Linked DNA regions of Homo sapiens: region 1 is linked to region 2. A link is a contact called in ENCODE Hi-C data. All regions are on one chromosome and are shown on one strand. The core of a region is the stretch at or near the end of the contact, and the rest is flanking DNA. Distances in the headings are between cores, read along the strand shown. Region 1 has its middle 18 kb from the start of SPARC. Region 2 holds the start of ANXA6 (annexin A6).

What was found. A loop is a pair of places that touch in the nucleus more often than their neighbours do. Pooled maps may share reads with other maps.
Region 1: a map with no recorded cell type shows a loop between it and region 2 (2.2-fold over the local background). The contact joins the enhancer-like site here to the promoter of ANXA6 in region 2. A Hi-C loop is called at or near these places in 2 of 37 single-sample maps with no recorded cell type and 3 of 50 pooled maps.

Annotation. Positions count from the first base shown.
Region 1 is chr5:151,701,104-151,707,783 of GRCh38, reverse strand. It overlaps the pseudogene RN7SKP232. Among named protein-coding and RNA genes, the nearest start is that of SPARC, 18 kb to the right of the region's middle. Within about 2 kb of position 5,311, at least 4 of the 41 ENCODE cell types and tissues checked have a DNase peak (open chromatin) inside an H3K27ac peak, as active enhancers do.
Region 2 is chr5:151,156,529-151,163,272 of GRCh38, reverse strand. ANXA6 (annexin A6) reads left to right here and starts at 5,494. Exons shown (of 26, transcript NM_001155.5): 1 at 5,494-5,593. RefSeq lists a silencer at 4,622-4,681 and an enhancer at 4,477-5,333.

The DNA.
Region 1 (6,680 bases), core at 4,062-6,561, 540 kb before region 2:
CCTGCAGCCTGGACAGTTCGTGCATTGCATTCTCTGTCCCAGGGAGGCAACAGCTGTTCCTCCCAGCTGTTCTAAAACACAGATGGCCTGTGGAGGAAGAGTCAGGACAATTAAATAGGCACGAGATCTGGGAGAAAACAGCTCCATATTTTTTCCAAACTGTGCTACTAGGCCAGTATCTATTTTTCTGAATAGCTAACATTCTCTTAGAAATGGTACATTTATTGTAATCTCCCAGCACTTTGGGAAGCTGAGGTGGGTGGATCACTTGAGGTCAGGAGTTCAAGACCATCCTGGCCAACATGGTGAAACCCTGTCTCTACTAAAAATACAAAAATTAGCTGGGTGTGGTGGTGCATGCCTGTAGTCCCAGCTACTTGGGAGGCTGAGGCAGGAGAATTGCTTGAACCTGGGGGGCGAAGGTTGCAGTGAGCCGAGATCATGCCACTGCACTCCAGCCTGGCAACAGAGTGAGACTCCATCTCAGAAAAAAAAAAAAAAAATGAAATGGTACATTTATAGCTAGACCATAAGCTCTATGTAGGCAGGGAGGTTGCCCAGCTGCATCCCAGCACCCAGTACAGTAAATGGTAGGTGTTTCATAAATGATTGTTGGATAATTGAATGAGTCAGACACTTATTCATTATTTACTGAATCACAGCTTCAGAGAGGGAGACCTAGAGGTCTTTTAGTCTAACTTCTCCCACTTTACAGAAGAAGGAACCAGGGCAAGGTGACTCCTAGTGAGATCATAACTGAGTGAGAATTAAATTCCATGTCTCCCCTCCCCAATCCCTGGGTTTACAATACCAGGCTTCCCAAGGTAGAATGCTTAGCATATTTTTGTTGGGTAGATTATTTCAGCATTATATAACACTGAATCCACATAGTGACCAAATTGTTTCCTTTTAAAGTCTTTTTATTTTTCTTTTCTTTTTTTTTTTTTTGAGACGGAGTCTCACTCTTTCGCCCAGGCTGGAGTGCAGTGGCACGATCTTGGCTCACTGCAACCTCCACCTCCCAGGTTCAAGCAGTTCTCTGCTACAGCCTCCCAAGTAGCTGGGATTACAGGTGCCCACCACCACGCCCAGCTAATTTTTGTATTTTCAGTAGAGACAGGGTTTTACCATGTTGGCCGGACTGGTCTTGAACTCCTGACCTTGTGATCCACGTCTCTCGGCCTCCCAAAGTGTTAGGATTACAGGCGTGAGCCACTGTGCCTGGCCAAGTCTTTTTTTTTTTAGACAAGGTCTTGCTCTGTCACCCAGGCTGGAGTGCAGTGAATGGCTCATTGCAGCCTCCTACTCCTGAACTTAAGGGATTCTCCTACCAGATCCTCCACAGTAGCTGGGACTACAGGTGGGCACCACCAGACTTAGCTAATTTTCTTATTTTTTTGCAGAGACAGGGTCTCACTGTGTTGCCCAGGCTGGTCTTGAACTCCTGAGATCAAGCAATCCTCCTGCCTTGGCCTCCCAAAGTGCTAGGATTAGAGGGGTGAGCCACCATGCCTGGCCTGCACTTGCACTTGACTAGTCTTAAAAAAAAAAAAAAAAAAGAATAAAGAATAGCCTTTTCCAAGGCTTCTGATCATAAAGAGGAGAAAGTCTTAGTTTGGAGCTAATAAGTTGCTAACACCTTTCTAACACTTGCTAATCTTTCCTAGAGCCCTCACAACTAACAGCATTAATTAATTAATTTTATTTTATTTTATTTTATTTTTAGATGGAATCTCGTTCTTTTGCCCAGGCTGGAGTGCAGTGGGTGTGATCTCAGCTCACTGCAACCTCCACCTCCCAGGTTCCAGGGATTGTCCTGTCTCAGCCTCCTGAGTAGCTGGGATTACAGTCGCCCGTCACCACGCCCAGCTAATTTTTTGTATTTTTAGTAGAGATGGGGTTTTGCTATGTTGGCCAGGCTAGTCTCAAACTCCTGACCTCAAGTGATCCGCCCGCCTCAGCCTACCAAAGTGCTAGAATTACAGGCATAAGCCACCATGACTGGCCCTAATAGCATTAATTTAATTTGATATTGTTATATTGTTTTATAAATATTTTCAAGCACACCCCAAAGAGAATAATATAATTAAGCTTCCATGGACCATCACCTAGCTTGAATTACTATCAACCTTCTATCAGTTTATTTTACATACCCACCCCCATCACATACCTTTTCCCAGGAGTAATTCAAAATAAATCCCATATATTATATCATGATACCCATAAATATTTCAGTATCTATAGCTAATAGATAAGGTCTTTCTTTTCAACATAGCCACATCGCCCTCATCTCATCTAACAAAATTAAAGTAGTTCCTTAATTAGCCATCTGTGGTGCTGCACGCCTGTAGTCCTAGCTATGGAAGGCTGAGACGGGAGGATTGCTTGAGCCCAAGAGTTTGAGGTCAGCCTGGGCGACATTGCAAGGCAAGGCCTCTAAAAAAACAGGAGAAAAAAGTAATCCCCTAATATCATTCGATACTCAGTCTGTGTTCAAATTTTCTGTTTTCTGAAAAATGCCTATTTAAATTTAGTTGCCTTGAATCAGGCTACAAAGAAGCTCGTGCTTTACACTGTATTCTTTTTTTTTTTTTTGAGACAGAGTTTCACTCTTGTTGCCCAGGCTGGAGTGCAATGGCGCGATCTTGGCTCACTGCAACCTCTGCCTCCCGGGTTCAAGGGATTCTCCTGCCTCAGCCTCCCAAGTAGCTGGGATTACAGGTGCCAGCCACCACACACAGCTAATTTTTGTATTTGTTAGTAGAGACGGGGTTTCACCATGTTGGTCAGGCTGGTCTTGAACTCCTGACCTCAGGTGATCCACCTGAAGTGCTCCCAAAGTGCTGGGATTACAGGCTTGAGCCACCACCGCGCCCGGCCTACACTTTATTCTTATGGTTCATTTAATCTATTAGAGATCCTCCCTTCACTCCCCACCTTTTGTCATGCCATTCATTTATTGAAGAAATCATGTTATTTGTCTTGCAAAATTCACCATATTCTGGTTTGGCTGATTTAATTCTTGTGTTTTTAGACACATTTCTCTATTCCTTTGTATTTCCCATAAACTGGTAGTTACACTCAGGTTAATTTCTTTTGCCATAAGTACTTCCTATGTCATGGTGTGCACATTTTATTACATCACACCATGAAGAACAAGATGTCTCTTTGTCCCACACTTAGTGATGTTAAGATTATTGAATTCGGATGTGAGGACGATCTGGCTACGATATGTGTCACCTCATTGACCGCCAGGGTTGATTTGGCTGCTCTGGCTGGCTAGGCAGGTGTCCCTGTCCTTCCTCACCACTCCATGCACGTCCCCCTGAAGCTGAGTGCTAGGTCTGAGAGGATGACCATCCCAGACAGAGCTGGACTGGTCTTCAGTCAAGGGTGTACAAACAGCTGCACTCCCCTGCTAGAACCTCCAAACAAACTATCAAGATTATTGAACTGGTTCAAGTACTGTTGTCCTGGCCCATCCATTACATGGTTCCTCATCGACCTCTCATTCCTTAATCGTTACTTTGACCCATTACTCTTAGGGGCTGCAAAATGTTGATCTTCAATTTCTAACAATGCTTCCTCAATGTTTTAAGGAAGAACTTCCCCTTGAGAAAGAAAAGTAGCTCAGAGCTGTCCAAAGAATGTGGAGTGTGCAAAATTTATCAGGCTGTGAGAGACCATGAGTATGAGACAGTCTTGACACCCACCCCCTTCCACTCCCATTTTCCAGGGACAATTGTTTAAAGGCATTTTTTTCTTTCTTTCCTTCACCAAAGCTTCCAGACTAGTTGATAAATAACCTAAACTGTTACCATAAGTTGCACTATGTGACCTTTACCCATTATCTTTATGTTCCTGGAATTTGTGGTGCAAAAGAACGTTGTATAGCCAATCAATAGCTTATGTTATTTTAATGTAAATTTAATTATACAAAACACTTAATAGTTCCAAAGTTAAAACTATATAACAAAGTAATCAGAGAACACTAGCTTTTTATCAACAACATTTTCTCTCTCCCTAAGGTAACCATCTCTATTAATTTTTAGTTTTACCTTTCAGTTGCTTCTTTTTGGGTATGTGAGCAAATGCACATGTGCATGTTTTTATTTTTCTCTCTCTTGCAGTCTAAACATTGCTCTGCACTTTGTTTTTAATGGTTTGTTCACTTTTTACTAATATTCCCTGAAGCTCATTCTATAGCATTATATAAAAATTATTCATCCCTTTTTACATTTGGTTAGAACGTAATAGCATAATTGTATTATCACTGTCAATTACTTTCTCTTTATGACAAGTGTATCAGCCAGGTTCCTGGCAGAAAACAGATGGCACTTTCAAAATGGGTAATCTGAGAATTTCATCAAGGGACTATTTATAAAGATGTGGGCCCTGTGTATGTAAATCACAAGGACAGTGCAGTCCTCTAGGGACAGCTGCAGCAAGGTGCCTGAGGGGTAAGGGAGAGTGGGTACTAGAACCAGAGAGAGGGCCAAGGAACAGGAGCTCAGCCCTTGGGTTGAAGAACACAGCCAGTCTGCTGTGATCCTCTAGGGAAGGGGATGGGGAAAGAAAGATTCTAACTTCACTCTTGTTTCTCCCTCTTCCCAGTCGCCTACTGATGCTCCCCACTGGCCAATCCCAGATGGAAACAGAGGCCATGGGAGCTCATGGGTGTGGGCCATAAGGTCAGCCCCTCTGGCCTAGAGAGCAGTTGGGGAGGGGCAGAGAGTGGATCTGAGGGGATATGTGGACACACTTGGCAAATTATACTCTTTTTTCAGTGTTATGATATAAGGTTTTCTTTAAGTTAAATTTATTTAGATTAAAAAAAAGTTGAAATTAAGTAATTCTGTAGGTGTTATGAGGATATGGCAACAAAGGTAAAGATGGTACCAGATGACTGAAGTCTCAGAAGTCCTGCTCTGGACCACTACTCCTTCTATTTTAGATATTGGCCTCCCCTCCCTCCTGCCCCTTCCCTGGCTGCCTTTCCCGTGGCCCTTTGAGAGCCTCTGAGAAACATTACGGAATGATATTTTTAATTGGAAAGCACAGGAGAGGCCCAGAAGAGTCCTTGGGTGAAGGGGTTGGCGAGCCTCTGAAATGGATCTATATACTCCCGGGCATCCCACGGCACCGGGCCCCACCCAGACCCACTCCCGTGGCTGCCCTCCCATGAGCACAAGGTGGCTTTCTTATTTTTTGGCCAGCTGAGCGGCTGAGGGAAGCTGGATGCCGCCTGCCTTTGGGGCCAAAACTCTGGGCTGGAAACTGAAAATGACCTTAAGGTGTAAATATCCCAGGCCTGGATTCAGTCCAAGCTGCACTTGGCCCTCACAAGCCAGTCATATAGCCTGAGGGGCTAAGAATGATCTCAGAGAGCCAAGTGCAGTGGCTCACGCCTGTAATCCCAGCACTTTGGGAGGCTCAGGCAGGCAGATCACGAGGTAAGGAGTTCGAGACCAGCCTGGCCAACATGGTGAAACCCCGTCTCTACTAAAAATACAAAAAAAAATTAACTGAGCATGGTGGCACTCACCTGTAGTCCTGGCTACTCGGGAGGCTGAGGCAGGAGAATCGCTTGAACCCGGGAGGTGGAGGTTGCAGTGAGCCAAGATCATGCCACTGGACTCCAGCCTGGGCAACAGAGCGAGACTCCATCTGAGAAAAAAAAAATTGTCTTGTGTGTTTATTTATGGGCCTGTTCTCTATTGCCTTCTCCCCAGAATGTAAGTGCCATGAAAGCAGGGACCTCGTCTGTCTTTGTCTCCACTGTAGCTCTTGTGCCTCACACAATACCTACATTTGTTTCACAGTGATGATGTTTCCATTATCAATAACTCACCATAGGAATTTTATATTTGTTTTACCATAATTTTAAAAATCAGCCTTAATAGTTACAAAAATTAGAAAGTTTAAGAAATAATGTTACAGTTAATTTTCAAGAATTTTACTGACTCCCACAGCGCTTGGATTACAGGTGCCAGCCAGTGTACCTGTCCTTGCTTTCTTGATGTTTTCTCTCTCTAGTGGTTTTGCTTCTTTCACAGTCTCTCTTTGCCTTTCCCTCTATGACTATTTTAAAAATGTAAAATGGGCTGGGCATGGTGGCTCACACCTGTAATCCCAGCACTTTGGGGGACGGAGATAGGAGGATTGCTTGAGCCCAGGAGTTCAAGAGCAGCCTACGCAACATAGTGAGACCCCCTCCCCCGCATCTCTATAATAGTAAAAAAATAGCTGGGCCTAGTGGTGTGCATCTGTAGTCCCAGCTACTCTGGAGGCTGAGGAAGGAGGATCACTTGAGCCTGAGAAGTCAAGGCTGCAGTGAGCCATGATCGCACCACTGCTCTCTAGCCTGGGCGACAGAGTGACACTCTGTCTCAAAAAGATAAAAATTAAAATAAAAAATAAAAGTATAAAATAACACATGATTATATTCTCATAAGAAATTGAAGTGCCTGCACAGTGGCTCACGCCTATAATCCCAGCAATTTGGGAGGTCGCAGCAAGAGCATCACTTGAGCCCAGGAGTTCAAGACCAACCTGGGCAACATAGAGAGACTCTGTCTCTAAATGAAAAAGAAAAGAAAAGAAAGAAATTCAAGATAGAAGTATAAATAAATAAATATAAAAGTCCCTCCCCTTCACCTCCATTTTCACTCCAATGTATC
Region 2 (6,744 bases), core at 4,245-6,744:
GGGAGGCTGAGGTGAGGGGATCACCTGATCCTGGGGAGGTCAAGGCTGCAGTTGAGCCATGATCACACCACTGCAGTCCAGCCTGAGTGACAGAGTGAGACCCTGTCTCCAACAACAACAATAAAACAGTGTTGGGCCTACAGCTTCCTCTGTATTTTAGATTATTTTCTTAGGATTGATTCCTGTAAGTGATGATTAGCTCAAAGAGAATGAGCAGTATATTAGTGTTTACTCCTACTTGCTGCTGTAGCTCAGGAATTAAGGCCCTGGGCTCTGCAGTCAAGGGAATCTGGCTTTCAATCCTGCCTCAGTCACGTGGGCTGAATTTGGGCAAAGATCAAAAATTTCAGTTACTTTTATTGCAAATTAAGAATACAAATAGCCCTGACATTTGTACACTACAGCCCATTCTGTCTCCAAACATTGCTGCAGGAATTCTCCCTTCTCTCTCCTCCATCAATTTTTTTACCTTCTATATGATAACTCCCACCAGCATACAAATATGCTGTTATGTCTTCAATCTTTAAAAAAATCAAACAAAAGCCCTTCTCTTGACACCAATTCCCTTGCCAGACACTGCCTCATTCCCTTGCTGGCCTTCGCAGCAAAACTCCCAGAATAAGTAGTTTAGGCTTTTTATCTTACACCGTTCCCATCAGGCCTTTACCCCCAACATTCTGCAATTCACAGCAAGAGATAAGTTGGCTTTCACATTGCTAAACCCAATGATAGATTTGTAGACCTTGTCCTACTTTACCTAAAAGCAGCATTTGACACACCTGATCACTCCCTTATTTTTCACTTTGCTGCCACATTCTCCTGGGGTAGTTTCCTCCCATCTTACTACAATCTCCTTCCCAGTCACCTTTGCTGAATTCTTTTCTTCTCCCCAACTCTTTTATTTTATTTTTTGAGAGTCTCACTCTGTCTCTCAGGCTGGAGTGCAATGGTGCCATCTCACTGCAATCTCCACCTCCTGGGAGTGATTCTCCTGCCTCAGCCTCCCAAGTAGCTGGGATTACAGCATGCACCACCACGTCCAGCTAACTTTTTGTATTTTTAGTAGAGATGGGGTTTAACTATGTTGGTCAGGCTGGTCTTGAACTCCTGGCCTCAAGTGATCCACCCACCTCAGCCTCCCAAAGTGCTGGAATTACAGGCATGAGCCACCGGGTCCGGCCTCTCCCCAAATGGTAACATAAGAGTGTCTCAGACTCGGTCCTTAGCATCGTGGGTGATCAGCAACTATTTGGGGCTGGCGGTACAGGCAGTAAGAAGAATTTACCAAGGCAGTTGTAGGTAAAGAAAGGCAGATTTATTAGAGAAAGTATGAAAATACATTGCTGCCAGACGTGGTGGCTCATGCCTATAATCCCAGCACTTTGGGAAGCCGAGGTGGATCACGAGGTCAGGAGTTTGAGACCAGCCTGATCAACATGGTGAAAACCCATCTCTACTAAAAATACAAATATTAGCCAGGTGTGGTGGCACGCACCTGTAATCCCAGCTACTCAGGAGCCTAAGGCAGAAGAATCGCTTGAACCCGGGAGGCGGAGGTTGTGGTGAGTCGAGATAGTGCCACTGCACTACAGTCTGGGCGACAGAGTGAGACTTCATCTCAAAAGAAAAACAGAAAAGAAAAGAAAATACGTTGCAAGGGTGCAACGGGCAAGTTAGCAAAACAGAAGCTAACTGCAAGAAAACAAAATCTGGCTAAGGATTTTATAGGATGGTGCTTGTGCTGTGTGCTGAAGAGGGCTTTGTGCAGTACTGATAACATCAAGGGTGCAGGGAGCTTGCGTGCATTTTTCTATCAGGTGAGGGTCTGGCAATAGCTGGGCGCAGATAAGATTGTGAGTTATTCGCACAGGAGGGCTATGCATCCTGGGCCATGAAGAAAGGCAGACTTATAGCTTATCTGCTTTCTCTTTTTGCTTTCCCTTGGTCCTGCCAGCCTGACTCCTTTTGCCGAACTAGGACTCCATATTTAGTTCTCTTCTCCCTTAAGGATCTCATCTCTTGAACTCCAGACTTGACTAGCCAACTGCGTACTTGACATCTCCTGTTGGGTGTCTAATAGAAATGTTCAACAAACTGGTCAAAAACTGAACTCCTGATCTTTTCCCCACTTCTAATTCCCAAAATTGCTTTCCCTGCAGTCTTGCTCATTTCAGTTGATGGTAACTCCATCCTTCCAGTGGCTCAGGCCAGGATCCCTGAAGCCATTCTTGACTCTTTCTCATCTCCCACCTGATCCTTCGGAAATCATGTTCAACCTTCAAATACATCCCATCTCCAACCACTTCCCCCACCTGCATTTATACCAGCCTGTCTCTTGCCTGGATTACTGCAAAATCTCCTAGCAGATCCCCTTCTTCTACTCTTCCCCCAACAGTATTCAGTATTTCCAACACAGGAGACTTCAGTGACCCTTTAAAAAATATGTCTTGGCCAGGTGCGGTGGCTCACACCTGTAATCCCAGCACTTTGGGAGGCCAAGGCAGGTGGATCACCTGAGGTCAGGAGTTCAAGACCAACCTGGCCAACATGATGAATCCCCGTCTCTACTAAAAAAATACAAAAATTAACTGGGCATGGTAGCAGGTGCCTGTAATCCCAGCTATTTGGGAGGCTGAGGCGGAAAGAATTGCTTGAACCCACGAGGTGAAGGTTGCAGTGAGCCGACATGGCACCACTGCACTCCAGCCTGGGCAACAGAACGAGCCTCTGTCTCAAACAAACACAAAAGTCTTATCCAGAATATAAAAAGAACTCATATAACTTAACAACAAAAAAGACAAAAAATCCAATTTAAAAATGAGCAAAAAGCATGATTAGATATTTTTCCAAAGAAGATGTACAAATAGTGGCCAATGAGCACACAAAAAAGATACTCCACATCATTAGTCAGAAGGGAAATGCAAATCAAAAACACAATTATAGATGCCATTTCATAATGACTAGAGCACAAGTTTTTTGTACTTTTGTTTTTTTGAGACAAGTTCTCACTCTGTCGCCCAGGCTGGAGTGCAGTGGTGCAATCACGGCTCACTGCAGCCTCTACCTTCCAGCTTCAAGGGATCATCCCACCTCAGCCTCTCCAGTAGCTGGGATTGCAGGCATGTGCCACTACCCCTGGTTAATTTTTTGTAGAGATGCGGTTTCGTCATGTTGTCCAGGCTGGTCTCAAACTCGTGGGCTCAAGCAATTCACCCACCTCGGCCCTCCCAAAGTACTGGCATTACAGGCATGAGCCACTGTGCCTGGCCGGGTACAAATTTTTAAAAAATAAAATACAAGTGTTGGCAAGGACATGGAGAAATTAAAAGCCTCATACATGACATGGCTGATGGGAATATAAAATGTTGCAGCCACTCTGAAAAAATGTTTGGCAGTTCCTCAAAAACTTAAATGTAGAATTACTATATGACCCAGCAGTTTCATTCCTAGGTAAATACACAACGACAATTGAAAACAGGTACTCAAATAAGTATTTGTATGCAAATGTTCATTAGCAGCACTATTCACAATCAGCAAAAGGGGGAAACAATGCACTATCCATCAACAGATGGATGGATAAACAAATTATAGTGTACTTATACAACGGAAAATTATTCAGCCATTAAAAGGAATGGAGTGCTGGACCGGACACGGTGGCGCATGCCTGTAATCCCAGCACTTTGGGAGGCAAAGGCGGGTGGATCACCTGAGGTCAGGAGTTCGAGACCAGCCTAACTAACATGGTAAAACCCCATCTCTACTAAATACAAAAATAAATTAGCCACACGTGGTGGTGCATGCCTGTAATCCCAGCTGCTCGGAAGGCTGAGGCAGGAGAATTCCTTGAATCTGAGAGGTGGAGGTTGCAGTGAGCCGAGATCACGCCATTGCACTCCAGCCTTGGCAACAAGAGCAAAACTCCAACTGAAACTAAAAAAAAAAAGGAATGGAGTGCTGATACATGCTACAGTGTGGATGAACTTCAAAAACATGCCACATGAGGCCAGGCACGGTGGCTCACGCCTGTAATCCCAGCACTTTGGGAGGCCGAGGCAGGTGGATCACCTGAGGTCGGGAGTTCAAGACCAACCTGACCAACATGGAAAAACCCCGTCTCTACTAAAAATACAGAATTAGCTGGGTGTGGTGGCGCATGCCTGTAATCCCAACTACTCGGGAGGCTGAGGCAGGAGAATTGCTTGAACCCAGGAGGCAGAAGTTGTGGTGAGCAGAGATCACGCCACTGCACTCCAGCCTGGGCGACAAGAGTGAAAAAACAACAACAAAAACAAACAAACAAAATGCCACATGAAAGAAGTCAGACAAGAAGGGTTGCATCTCATGTGATTCCATGTATATGAAATATCCAGAATAGGCACATCCGCAGAAGCAGAAAGCAAATTGGTGGTTGCCAGAGACGAGGGGTAAGGGAAAGTTAGGAGTGACTGCTCAGTGGGTATACTGTTTTATTTTTCCGTGAAGAGAATATTTTGGAACTAGATAGAGGTGGTGGATACACAACATTGTGTCTGTACAAAATGCCACTGAATTGTTGACTTTAAAATGGTTAATTTTATGTTGTGTGGATTTCATCTACCCAAAAATAATACCCTTTCTTTGCTCAATATCCTGCAATGGATCCCCAGTTGACTCAGAGTAAAAGACAGCGTGCCTTCAAGGGCCCCGGAGGTCCCACCTGATTGGGTCCCTCTTATCTCTCCTCTCCCTCCCACTCACTCCATTCCAGCCACACTGGCCCCCCTGCTGATCCTCGGAGGCGCCAGGTGGCCTCCTGCTAGGAGCATTTGCTCCAGCAGTTTCCTCTGCCTGGAACACTTTCCGCAGGTATCTGTCCAATTCTTCTAACTTCCTCATCTTCTCCTTACCAATCCCCTGGGGACAATAATTCTCAGTTTCCTCTGTATTCTCAGTTTATCAATTTTTCCTGTTCTAGCGCTGGATTACAACTGCTGGTCTCCCTGCCTGCCTTCCCTGCTTCCCAGAGCACGAAGAAGCTTGCCTCCGCAACCCACTATTTGTGTGACCTTGGTCCAGGAACTGGACTGGGCTCTCCTCCTGAAAGTGGGTAAATAATGTCACCGACCTAATGAGGCTGTTGAGGCATGGAATCTGATCAGGCAGATAAAGTGCCCCTGGCAAACCTCAATTTTCTGTTTCTCAACAAAGCTTTGGCGACTTATAAGAATTTGCGGGAAAGTGTCCAGAACCCGGAGTCAGGAGCCCTGACTTCTAGCCCTGAAGGGCCGCGTGACCTTGGCCAAAGCCCCTAATCCTTCTCAGTCTCAGATCCGGGGGCTGGAAACTGAGGAGGTTCTCCCGGCAAGCCCCTCGGGCTAGTGACATTCTAAGATTCCAAGAGCTAAGGAGCTAGAGGGGTGGGGTGGAGGAGGGAGGCGGGCGCGCCGGATTGGCCTCTGCGCGCCACGTGTCCGGCTCGGAGCCCACGGCTGTCCTCCCGGTCCGCCCCGCGCTGCGGTTGCTGCTGGGCTAACGGGCTCCGATCCAGCGAGCGCTGCGTCCTCGAGTCCCTGCGCCCGTGCGTCCGTCTGCGACCCGAGGCCTCCGCTGCGCGGTGAGTGGGCTGAGGCTGGAGAGGGGAGTCGCTCTGGGAACCCCTTCCCGGGGGCTGCAGGGACACAAGAAATAAGCGCCCAGTCATCGGCTGATGGGTACCCCCCGCCAGGAGCAGGGACGGGAGGGCGCGGTAACCCGAGAGTGTCGCAGACTGGGTGTGTCTGGGGAGCGCAGCGGAGCAAATCTGGGGTCGGGGCGGAGAGGCGCGGGCGGAGGGCGCCCTGGCTAGGGGGAGGGGAGGGAGTCCCGTTGCTGCAGAGGGTCTGGTTGAGGGTCCTGGGCGCCGGAGCTGAGCCAGGGGCTGGTCCTGCCGGCCTTAATTTGGGGGGGCTCAAGAGACTTTGAAGGTCCGGGGTTGGGGTCAGCTGGACGCCAGTCAAAGGACCCGCAGAGAAGGGTGTGGCTGAGGCCCAAGACTGAGAGCAAGAGCGTTGGACCCTCCAGCTGCTTATAAAATGGCTTGTGTGTGGTGTCGGGGGAGGGCTGCCTGCGTGCAGAGAGCTGAACGTCCGGTCGTACATACCTCAGGGCCTCATTGGACCCCATCCCCTTTGGGCCACTGCTTGTCTATGAATGCAGTCTCCCAACGGGGCTCCGAGGCCTCCTATGGTGAGGCAGGGGCACTACCCTTCTTTCTGCATCCCCTAAGCGGTCTAGGCCTTCCCAAAGTTTGGGGGCTTCAAATAATTCCCCATATACCAGCATGGGAGCAAAATACCCTGAATCGGAATCCCAGCCCCTGTTGCAGTGTGACTTTGGGCGGTGGCTTTCCCTCTCTGAGCCTGGATTTCCTTCTCCAAGTCCATAGTTGAGAAACCCAGTCTCTTTCAAAGGAAACAATGGCTTTGAAAACTGATTTATTTGTCAGCTGTATGGAATGATTGCAGGTTTGGGAGTCTTGATTATAGATTTGGGAAGCCTGGCACAACCCTTGTAGGCCCTACAAGGGGAAAGGGCAGGAGGTCCTTTGGGACAACTAATCTGGCCACGGCTTCCTGCCTCCTCCTTCCTTTCCCTAGATTCTAGTGGGTCTTCTCTGACAATTCCAAATTTGGACATATGGCTCCCGGGTTTGTGAAAGGACTCTGGTTTCCCCCCAAGAGTCCGCCCTTTTCCCTCCATTATTCCTTCCCCCTTGCCCAAAACATG